Regions from separate parts of the Homo sapiens genome. Here region 1 is linked to region 2. A link is a contact called in ENCODE Hi-C data. All regions are on one chromosome and are shown on one strand. Each heading gives the region's core, a stretch centred on a gene start or an enhancer-like site at or near the end of the contact. The rest is flanking DNA. Distances are from core to core; before and after follow the strand shown. Region 1 holds the start of BABAM1 (BRISC and BRCA1 A complex member 1). Region 2 holds the start of SLC35E1 (solute carrier family 35 member E1).

Region 1 (4,203 bases), core at 1,704-4,203, 700 kb after region 2:
CCTCCCTGGACAGGGAGCTCACTACCTAAGAAGGTTGTCCTGATCTCCCCCTTCTTCTCTGCCTTCTTTACCTTCACTACGTCTTTGTCCACTTTCCTCCTCTATTTGAGCCTGGGAATGCGATCTCAAGAATTCCCTCTCCTCCCCGGCCCTCCTAAATGAGAGGTTCAGCTCTCTCTACCTCTCTGATCCTCTGGGGGTAACTTGATCAGAGGCCTGAGTCCCGGGACACTCTGTTGGGGTCACTCTGACCACTGCCTGTTCAGGCCTGGGCTGGCCAAGCCTGGCCTGGGAGGGGCTGGGAAACAGGAAACCCCCTCCCCTGGTCACGTGACTTGTTATTGTGTTGTTTCCTTCTCGGGGACAGCGGCTTCCTGCAGCCCTAGCGGGGCACACATACCTGACTCCCAAGGTTTCAGCCCCTCCTCTTCTCAGCCTCCAAACTCATGGCCCTTCTAGCTCTGACTCTTGGATTTTATTTCTCAAGAGCTAGAATGGGCCGAGCACCATGGCTCACACCTGTAATCCCAGCACTCTGGGAAGCTGAGGAAGACAGATCGCTTGAGTCCAAGAGTTTAAGACAAGCCTGGGCAACATGGCGAGACCCCCGTCTTTACAAAAAATATAAAAATTAGCCAGGAGTAGTGGCGTACGCTTGTAGTCCCAGCTACTCAGGAGGCTGAGGTGGGAGGATTGCTTAACACCTGGAAGTTGAGGCTGCAGTGAGCCGTGGTCACGTCACTGCACTCCATTCTGGGTAATAAGGCAAGACCCTGTCTCAAAAAGAAAGAAAAAAAAAGAGCTAGAATGTTCCCGTGAGCTGATGGTTTTTATTTGGCTCCCCTGTGAACTTTTCTTCTCTGCCTGTCTCTTCATTGTGGGCTGACAGTTCTCTTTTTTTTGAGATGGAGTCTTGCTCTGTCGCCTAGGCTAGAGTGCAGTGGCGCAACCTTGGCTCATTGCAACCTCCACCTCCTGGGTTCAAGAAATTCTCCTGCCTCAGCCTCCCGAGTAGCTGGGATTACAAGTGCCCACCACAATGCCCAGCTAATTTTTGTATTTTTAGTAGAGACAGGGTTTCACCATGCTGACCAGGCTGGTCTCGAACTCCTGACCTCAAGTGATCTGCCAGCCTCGGCCTCCCAAAGTGCTGGGATTACAGGCGTGAGCCACCGCACCCGGCTAGGGATGGGTTTTTCCCATGTTGGCGAGGCTGGTCTTAAACTCCTGACCTCAGGTGATCCACTCACCTCAGCCTCCCAAAGTGTTGGGATTACAGGCATGAGCCACCGACCCCACCAGCCCCAGAAACATTTAAGAGCCACTTGAAGCCTCAGTTTATTTATTTATTTTATTTTATTAGATGGAATCTTGTTCTGCCACGCAGGCTGGAGTGCAGTGGTGCGATCTCGGCTCACTGCAACCTCCACCTCCTGGGTTCAAGCAATTCTTCTGCCTCAGCCTTCTGAGTAGCTGTGATTATAGGTGCGCGCCACCACACCCAGCTAATTTTTTGTATTTTTAGTAGAGACGGGGTTTCACCATATTGGCCAGGCTGATCTCTAACTCCTGACCTCGTGATCCACCCACCTCAGCCTCCCAAAATGCTGGGATTATAGGTGTGAGCCACTGCCCCCAACTCCTCAGTTGTTTTTTTTTTTTTGAGGGTCAAAGAAGCCGGCCACATTGGCCAGGCTCTAATTCGAGAATAGCCGGAGGGGCTGTGTAAGGTGAGCTTTGAAGCATAAAGAACTTGCCAGAAAAGCAACAGGAGGAACAGCATTCCAGGCAGAAGGAACTTCCTGGGCAAAGGCTTAGAGCCTTCAAAGAGCCGCTCTAGGTGACACAGCGAGACTCCATCTCAAAAAAACAAAAACAAAAACGAAAAAAAAAAACACAACAAAAACCCAGCTCTACTAAAAATACTATATATATCTCAGCCGGGCCTGGTGGTGCATGCCTGTAATCCCAGCTACTTGGGAGGCTGAGGCAGGAGAATTGCTCGATCCCTGGAGGTGGAGGTTGCAGTGAGCCGAGATTGAGCCACTGCACTCCAGCCTGGGCGACAGAGCAAGACTCTTGTCTCAAAAAAATAAAAATAAATAAATAAATACTTCTGGGGCTAAGGGGGAAGTGTGCACTAAGAAGACAACGGCAGCCTGGGCGACAGAGTGAGACTCCATCTAAAAAATAAAAATAAAAAAAAAAGGAAGGAAGCCTAGGGTAGTCTGATGCGGTGGTCCTCGCCTGTAGTCCCAGCTACTTGAGCGATCGCTTGGCTGTAGTGACTAGCCATGATCGCGTGACTGCAGTCTAGTTTGGGCGACAGAGCGATACCCTGTCTCTAAAAATAAGAAAAAAAAAAGCCATGAAAAAAGAGGTAGGCTTGAAATAGGCCCGACTTAGCTTCGCTCCACCTACAGTGACCCAATAAGACCAGAGTAAGTATTTTTTGATTCATGCAAATATATGTAAAATAAGGAACAAGAATTAAGTAATTGGGAAGGGCCCTGGATGCTCAGGCCACACCCACATGGGAATACCTGCCCCACATGGAGGCTCAGGCCAGCTCCACCAATCACCAATCAGCTCCTCCTCTTTCCCTAAATCGGCCTTCTCCGTCCCTCTTAGCCTATCACATTGCAAGCTCCACCTCTATTCCACGTTTCAGCCTATCACGGTAGAAGCACTGACTATTGTAGTCTGATTCGGCCAAAAACAAAAATTCACTAATTTTTTTAATCCAATCACATTTCATACTTTGCTCCAGTGTAGCCAATCACATTCCAGGTCCCGCCGCACCCAGCTCCAGGCAGCTCTCACTCCAAACCCCACCCCCAACCCAGTTTCAGCCTATCAGTTTCCAAGTTCTTTCTAGCCTCAACCAGTTTCTGTCTCTGCTTGTTCTGCAGCCCGCTGAACTACATTTCCCAGGAGGCGTCGGGGCTGCGCCGTACAACTTCCGGCTGTAAAGATGGCGGCTTCCTAGTGAGTCGGCGGCTGATTTAGAAGGAGGTTCAGGCTACGGTGAGCCGAAGGTGGGTGGTGAAAGCGTGTGGGGCCCGTTCCTAGGGGCCCAGCTCCCTTTGCCCCAAGAGATCCAGCTCCTCGCCTTTCCTGGGGCTTCCGCCTTTATTTCTGGTTTCTCCTGCAGTGTAGCCTCCATCCTTCTTGCTGCCGCTAAAGCCTTGTTTTTCTTAGAGGTGTGGGGACTGCAAGGCGCTCAAAGACCATCTTGGGAAGCCCGTGCCTATTTCCCAGATAGACAAACTGCTCCATTCGCGTCCTGTTTCTCTCCAAGGGGAACCACAGTACTAATATTTTGCTTCTCCCTCATGCAGACACCCGCTAGGGACGAGGGTGTCCTAGAGGTTATTATTCCCTTATTCACCAAGACATTTTCAGTTTTAGGTAACAGAAAACCCTACTCAATCTGGCTTAAGGAAGAAAAGGAAGTTGGTGGCTTATAGATTGGGTCTAACAGGAGCTGGGTCCAGGTGGTCAGAATTCGATCTGCAGTTTTCTCGGTGGAGACCATTTCGCTTTTTACCGAGGCAAAAGGGGCCCCTCACAGCTCTCAACTTTATTCTACCAGCTCTGCAACTCTAATGAGAGTCTCTTTTCCTTGATGACACTGCTAGAAGTTGCAGAGCTGCCACTCAATGGCCTGATTTGGGTCATGTGCCCATCCCTGAGCCATTTTCAGTGGCCAGAGAGCTGGGATGTGCTCACTGGCCGAGTAGGGGCATGGGGCTAGCACTACGTTAAAAAAAAAAAGAGGAAAAAAGAGGGGGGACTGTTATCTTATGTCGGAGTGGCTGCTCGGCTGAGAGGTGTAAAAGGCAGCCATTCTGCAGCTGAGGAAAGTGACTCCCTAAGAGGAGTGACTCATCATCAGTAAGCGGCTCATCGCCCCTCTTCCTTCTTAGTAACCAATCTTTTTTTTTTTTTTTTTTTTGAGACGGAGTTTCGCTCTTTTTGCCCAGGATGGAGTGCAGTGGCGGGATCTCGGCTCACCGCAGCCTCCCCTCCCGGGTTCAAGCGATTCTCCTGCCTCAGCCTCCCGAGTAGCTGGGATTATCCGCATGCGCCACCACGCCCGGCTAATTTTGTATTTTTAGTTGAGACGGGGTTTCTCCATGTTGGTCAGGCTGGTCTCGAACTTCCAACCTCAGGTGATCCACCTGCCTCGGCCTCCCAAAG
Region 2 (4,479 bases), core at 1,401-3,900:
ACCCAGGAGGCGGAGCTTGCAGTAAGCTGAGATCGCACCACGGCACTCCAATCTGGGCAACAGAGGGAGACTCCGTCTCAGAAAAACAAACACTCTTAAGGAGAGATAGGAGAGGTGGAGATTTTAGGAGGGAGTGGTCATGCCACAAGGAGGGCAGACCGAGGGCTGTGGACCTGAATTCCAGCTTCCCGAATATCAGGCTGTGGCCCTCAGGCACATGATTCTCCCCTCTCAGTCCATCTCAGGAAAACCTGAGATCAGGAATGATGACTACTGGCCTTATCTGCCTTGCAGGGCAGGTTCCTAGAAGTTATGATGTCATTATAATTAGTCTGGCTGCCTAACCGGGCCAATTCCCAGTCTTTCCTCACTGTGTGAAGTTCCGGCTCCTTGCCCAAGCTGGGTACAATGTCCCGTACAACGGGGAAACCTGATACACACGATGATATCCGGTGATGCAGCTACACACCTCAGGGACAACTCTGACTTCTCAGGAGCCAAGTCACAGCCTGACATCACCCTGGGGGAGCAGGGCTACAGAGCACACACAGGTCTTGCTGAGACAAAGACAGGCAGGAATAAAAAAAAATCAGCCATAGGTGGCCCAATTTCTATAAGCCGATCCAGGGCACTACCTCTCTGAGTTACATAAAATACAACATGCCAGAAACCAACCACTTGGAAAAGAGGCACGGTGTCCAGCATCAGCATGAAATGGATTCCGGCTGAGACAACAAGCGCCCAACTTCCACTTAAGAATACGGGATAAAGCTGTCTCCGGCTAAAGCCATGGCTATTCTTGCCCCAAGCCAGGAAATACCCTGGCTTGGCATCTTGAACAGAATTTGGACTGTGCCCAAAGCATCCTCCTTATGCAGCCCTGAGTCCTGTGTGCCACTTTCGCTTCCGTTCCCAGACCATCACAACTTCTGGCTGTTTTAATTTCTAAGACTTTGCTGGATTTTGCCAAGATCGAACTCCTTGGATCGCGTCTGGCTTCTGATCCCAGAGGTCCCCTGACAGAAATCTCTTGTCAAGAAGTGAAAACCTAGCCAAGTGCAGTGGCTGACGCCTGTAATACCAGCACTTTGGGAGGCTGAGGCGGACGGATCACTTGAGGTCAGGAGTTTGAGACCAGCCTGGCAACATGGTGAAACCCTGTCTCTATTAAAAATACAAAAAAATTAGCCAGGTGTGGTAGTGCACGTCTGTAGTCCCAACTACTTGAGAGGCTGAGGCAGGAGAACTGCTTGAACCTGGGAGGCGGAGGTTGCAGTGAGCTGAGATTGTGTCACTGGACTTCAGGCTGGGCAAGAGTAAAACTCCGTCTCAAAAAAAAAAAAAAAAAAGTGAACACCTAACCGACAGCGTTCTGATCCATCCATCCCTAGTCCCACTGGAAAGGCCACACATGGGGTGTATGGCCAAGATGTGACCAACCCATCACCTACCAGCAAACCCAGGTAGGGAATCAAAACGGGGAGGAAAATTGGATCTGAAAGGGACAACAGTGTTCCTAAGACCACACAGCAGAGATCACAGAGGGACACATACTCCACACACCACTGCTCACAGGGTGATTCTAGAACTTGAGTAGTAAAAGGCCACTGGAGACCTCTACACTGACTTCCCTATTTGACGGGAAGCCAGGCAGCCTGCAGACCAGGATCCTGACCACGTCACCAGTTGGCAACAGGGAGGAACCCCCTGGAGCTCCCATCTGCCCAGAGTCCCTGCCCGGGGTTACCTTGGTGCTCTGCTTCTCCTTCATAATGATCCGGGACAGGAGGACCACCCAGATGGGCATGGTGGCCTTGACTGCAAAGAGAGGGATGGGCACTCAGGGGGCTGCCTGAATTTCAGGGCCCAACCTGTTCCACCTCCACGGCGGGATGGGAGGGCCTGGCAGCCCCTCACACCTCTTCGCCCCTTCTCTTTCGGTAGGGCTTCCTCCTGCCACGGCTGTTGTGGTCTGTCCTGCTTACCTCTCAGCTCTCTTCTCAGCTCCTCTTCTCCCTGAGAACCCCGTGCGTGTCCCTCCCCTACCAAACCCTTGGCAGCCCCTCTGCTGACTTCTCAGTCCGGCGGGACGCGCCCCGGGCGGCGCACTCCTATCCATGCGCCCAAACCCGAAGCGGCGGGCCCGGCCGCCGCCCCCGAGGCCGGGCGCGGAACCTACCGGTGTGTGCATAGGACACGGGCACCTTCCAGATGCTGACGTGCGCTGACACGGACGCGAAGTACTTGCCGAAGGCGAGCGGTAGCACGTAGCGCGGGTAGAAGCGCGGCGGCAGCAGCGGGCCGGACGACGGATGCGGACTGGGTCCGGGGCCCGAGACGGGCGGCGCGGGGGGCACGCGCCAGGCGCGCAGCAGCGGCGGGAGCCCAGCGCACAGAGCCAGGATGTGGCACAGCGACACGGTCACCGGGAACGGGAAGGCGCTCAGGATCACCTTGTTGACCACGTTGCCGCCCGCGCTCAGCGCGTACCACAGCAGGCACAGCGCCGCCACCCGCGCGCCCTCGCGCGCCCCACCACTGCTGCTCGCTGCGCCCGGGCCCCCCGCGCCGTGGCCCGCGCCCACCGCGGCCGCCGCCATCCTGCCCGAGCGGCCGCCCCTTCCAGCCCGTCCGACGGCCCGACGCCGGGCGGGGGCGGGGCTGGGCGGGGGGGCAGGCGCCCCGGTCTACGCCGTTTCCCATTGGTCGCTGCCTCCTCGCGTCATCCCTCCGCGCCGGCCGACGCGCCAGCCACCACGTCTCGAGTGCAGGCCCAGTCCACTGTAGATGCGCTTCCGGCGGAGCCGAGGCCGGAAGCGGAAGAAGGGGACACAGACCTGCGTCCAAGCTGTGCCACCTGAGACGTGGGCGGTCCCAGTGACCGGGAGCCGGAGCTCGAACGGGACGGGCGAACAGAAGCGCGGAGGGCTTCGCAGCGTCGGCGTCTGTGCGTGGGCCAAACATCAGGGCCTCGACCAGGGATACAAGGGCAACCGCTAACTAGATTCCTGATTCCTGATGGCTGGCGGCGGCTGACACCAAAGGTAAAAGGCCTTTTAGGGAAAGAAACCATTTGTGAAAAGCTCTTGGGCTAAACTCGCTCTGCAAACTGGGGGCGCACGCTCGTGGCCAAACTCTGGCAGTGGGACTATCCCGGAGCACCCGATCCCTGGAATCATGTTCTGGAAACCACCGCGACGTGCGCAGTTCTCGGGCGTGGCCCTGGTATCATCCCACTGAATCCTAGGAACGCGGTGCGGTAGGTATCACTGTCCGCATTTCACAGACCGAAGTCCAGAATGGGGAAGCGACTTGTCTTAGGCTTCCTGGCCACACTGGGGACCGTGGTCATGGTAGCGTCCTTGGACACCTGTCTCCAAGGCTCTGCAGAAGGGGGAGGTGCCGGGCCCTGACGGCTGATGTCCAAGGACCAGCCGGGATGGACCAGCCCCAGGAGGCCCCAGTGGAGGAAAACAGGACGAGGTTTTCAGTAAGATGATCTTATACTAATTCAAGGGCTATAATTTGTTCTCCACATCGTGTGCCTCCAACTTTTTCGGGGAAAGGGTGTTAAAATTCCGTTACAGTGTTTTTACTTGTCAAATTAGAAGCAGCAACCGGCTGGGTGCAGTGAGTCAAGCTTGGAATCCCAGCACTTTGGGAGGCCAAGGTGGGCGGATTGCTTGAGCTCAGGAGTTGGAGATCGTGGCATCGATAACATGGCAGAACCTCATCTTTGCAAAAAATACAAAAATTAGCCAGGCGTGGTGGCGCACGCCTGTGGTACCCACTACTAGGGAGACTGAGGTGGGTGGATCGGCTTGAGCCCAGGTCAAGGTTCCAGTGAGCTATGATGGCGCCACTGCACTGCAGCCTGGGTGACAGAGCGAGACCCAGTCTCAAAGAAAAGTAGAAAGCAGCAACCCAACTTGGCTCCCCAAATGTTGGAAGGTATCTTAGCTTATCCTTGCATTCTCAAAGGCCCTAGGCCCTTCTGGATACATGGACACAGGCATGGTAGTCCCTGCAGGCAGGGGTAGTGGGGAGCTGCAACCTATCCCAAAACTCTAGAGATGCTGATAGGAGGCCAAGCTCTGCACCCTAATATCCTCCAGCTGTACCCTCTGTGGATCAGAGTAAAGTCACATCCTTGGGACACCATGTCTCAGCAGAGCTGTTAAACATAGGCACAGTGAAATTAGGAAAGTATAACTATAGGCACCCTACAGCACAGCTGAGTGTCAGATACTTCCACTGACACACTGACATGCTTTGTGTTTTAGTTCTCACAACTCTGGGGTATTCTCACCCCCCAAATGGGGACATGTGCACAGGAGTGAAGAGATGAGCTCAGAGCCACACAGCTGGTGGGTGGTAGGCCTGGGTTCAACCTCATCCTGCCTTCAAAGCCACTTTGCCCATGGCCTTTTGTTGGGGAGGGGAGTGTGTTCTGCACCAAGCTTTTGCCAGGAATCCCTG

Evidence for each region. Hi-C counts contacts between places; a loop is a spot of excess contacts on that map. Pooled maps may share reads with other maps.
Region 1: a loop to region 2 is called in a pooled map, with 11 times the contacts of the local background. The contact joins the promoter of BABAM1 here to the promoter of SLC35E1 in region 2. A Hi-C loop is called at or near these places in 2 of 37 single-sample maps with no recorded cell type and 11 of 50 pooled maps.

What each region holds. Positions count from the first base shown.
Region 1 is chr19:17,264,490-17,268,692 of GRCh38, forward strand. It overlaps BABAM1 (BRISC and BRCA1 A complex member 1), which reads left to right and starts at 2,954. Exons shown (of 9, transcript NM_014173.4): 1 at 2,954-3,038. USHBP1 (USH1 protein network component harmonin binding protein 1) reads right to left here and starts at 256. Exons shown (of 13, transcript NM_031941.4): 1 at 182-256. RefSeq lists enhancers at 2,004-2,463, 2,724-3,223, 2,731-3,442.
Region 2 is chr19:16,569,765-16,574,243 of GRCh38, forward strand. It overlaps SLC35E1 (solute carrier family 35 member E1), which reads right to left and starts at 2,651. Exons shown (of 6, transcript NM_024881.5): 1 at 2,180-2,651; 2 at 1,748-1,818. The coding sequence starts at 2,600. LOC105372295 (a long non-coding RNA gene) reads left to right here and starts at 2,786. Exons shown (of 3, transcript XR_936360.3): 1 at 2,786-3,044. RefSeq lists enhancers at 1-276, 2,686-3,560, 2,868-2,957 and silencers at 2,018-2,147, 2,308-2,417, 2,548-2,767.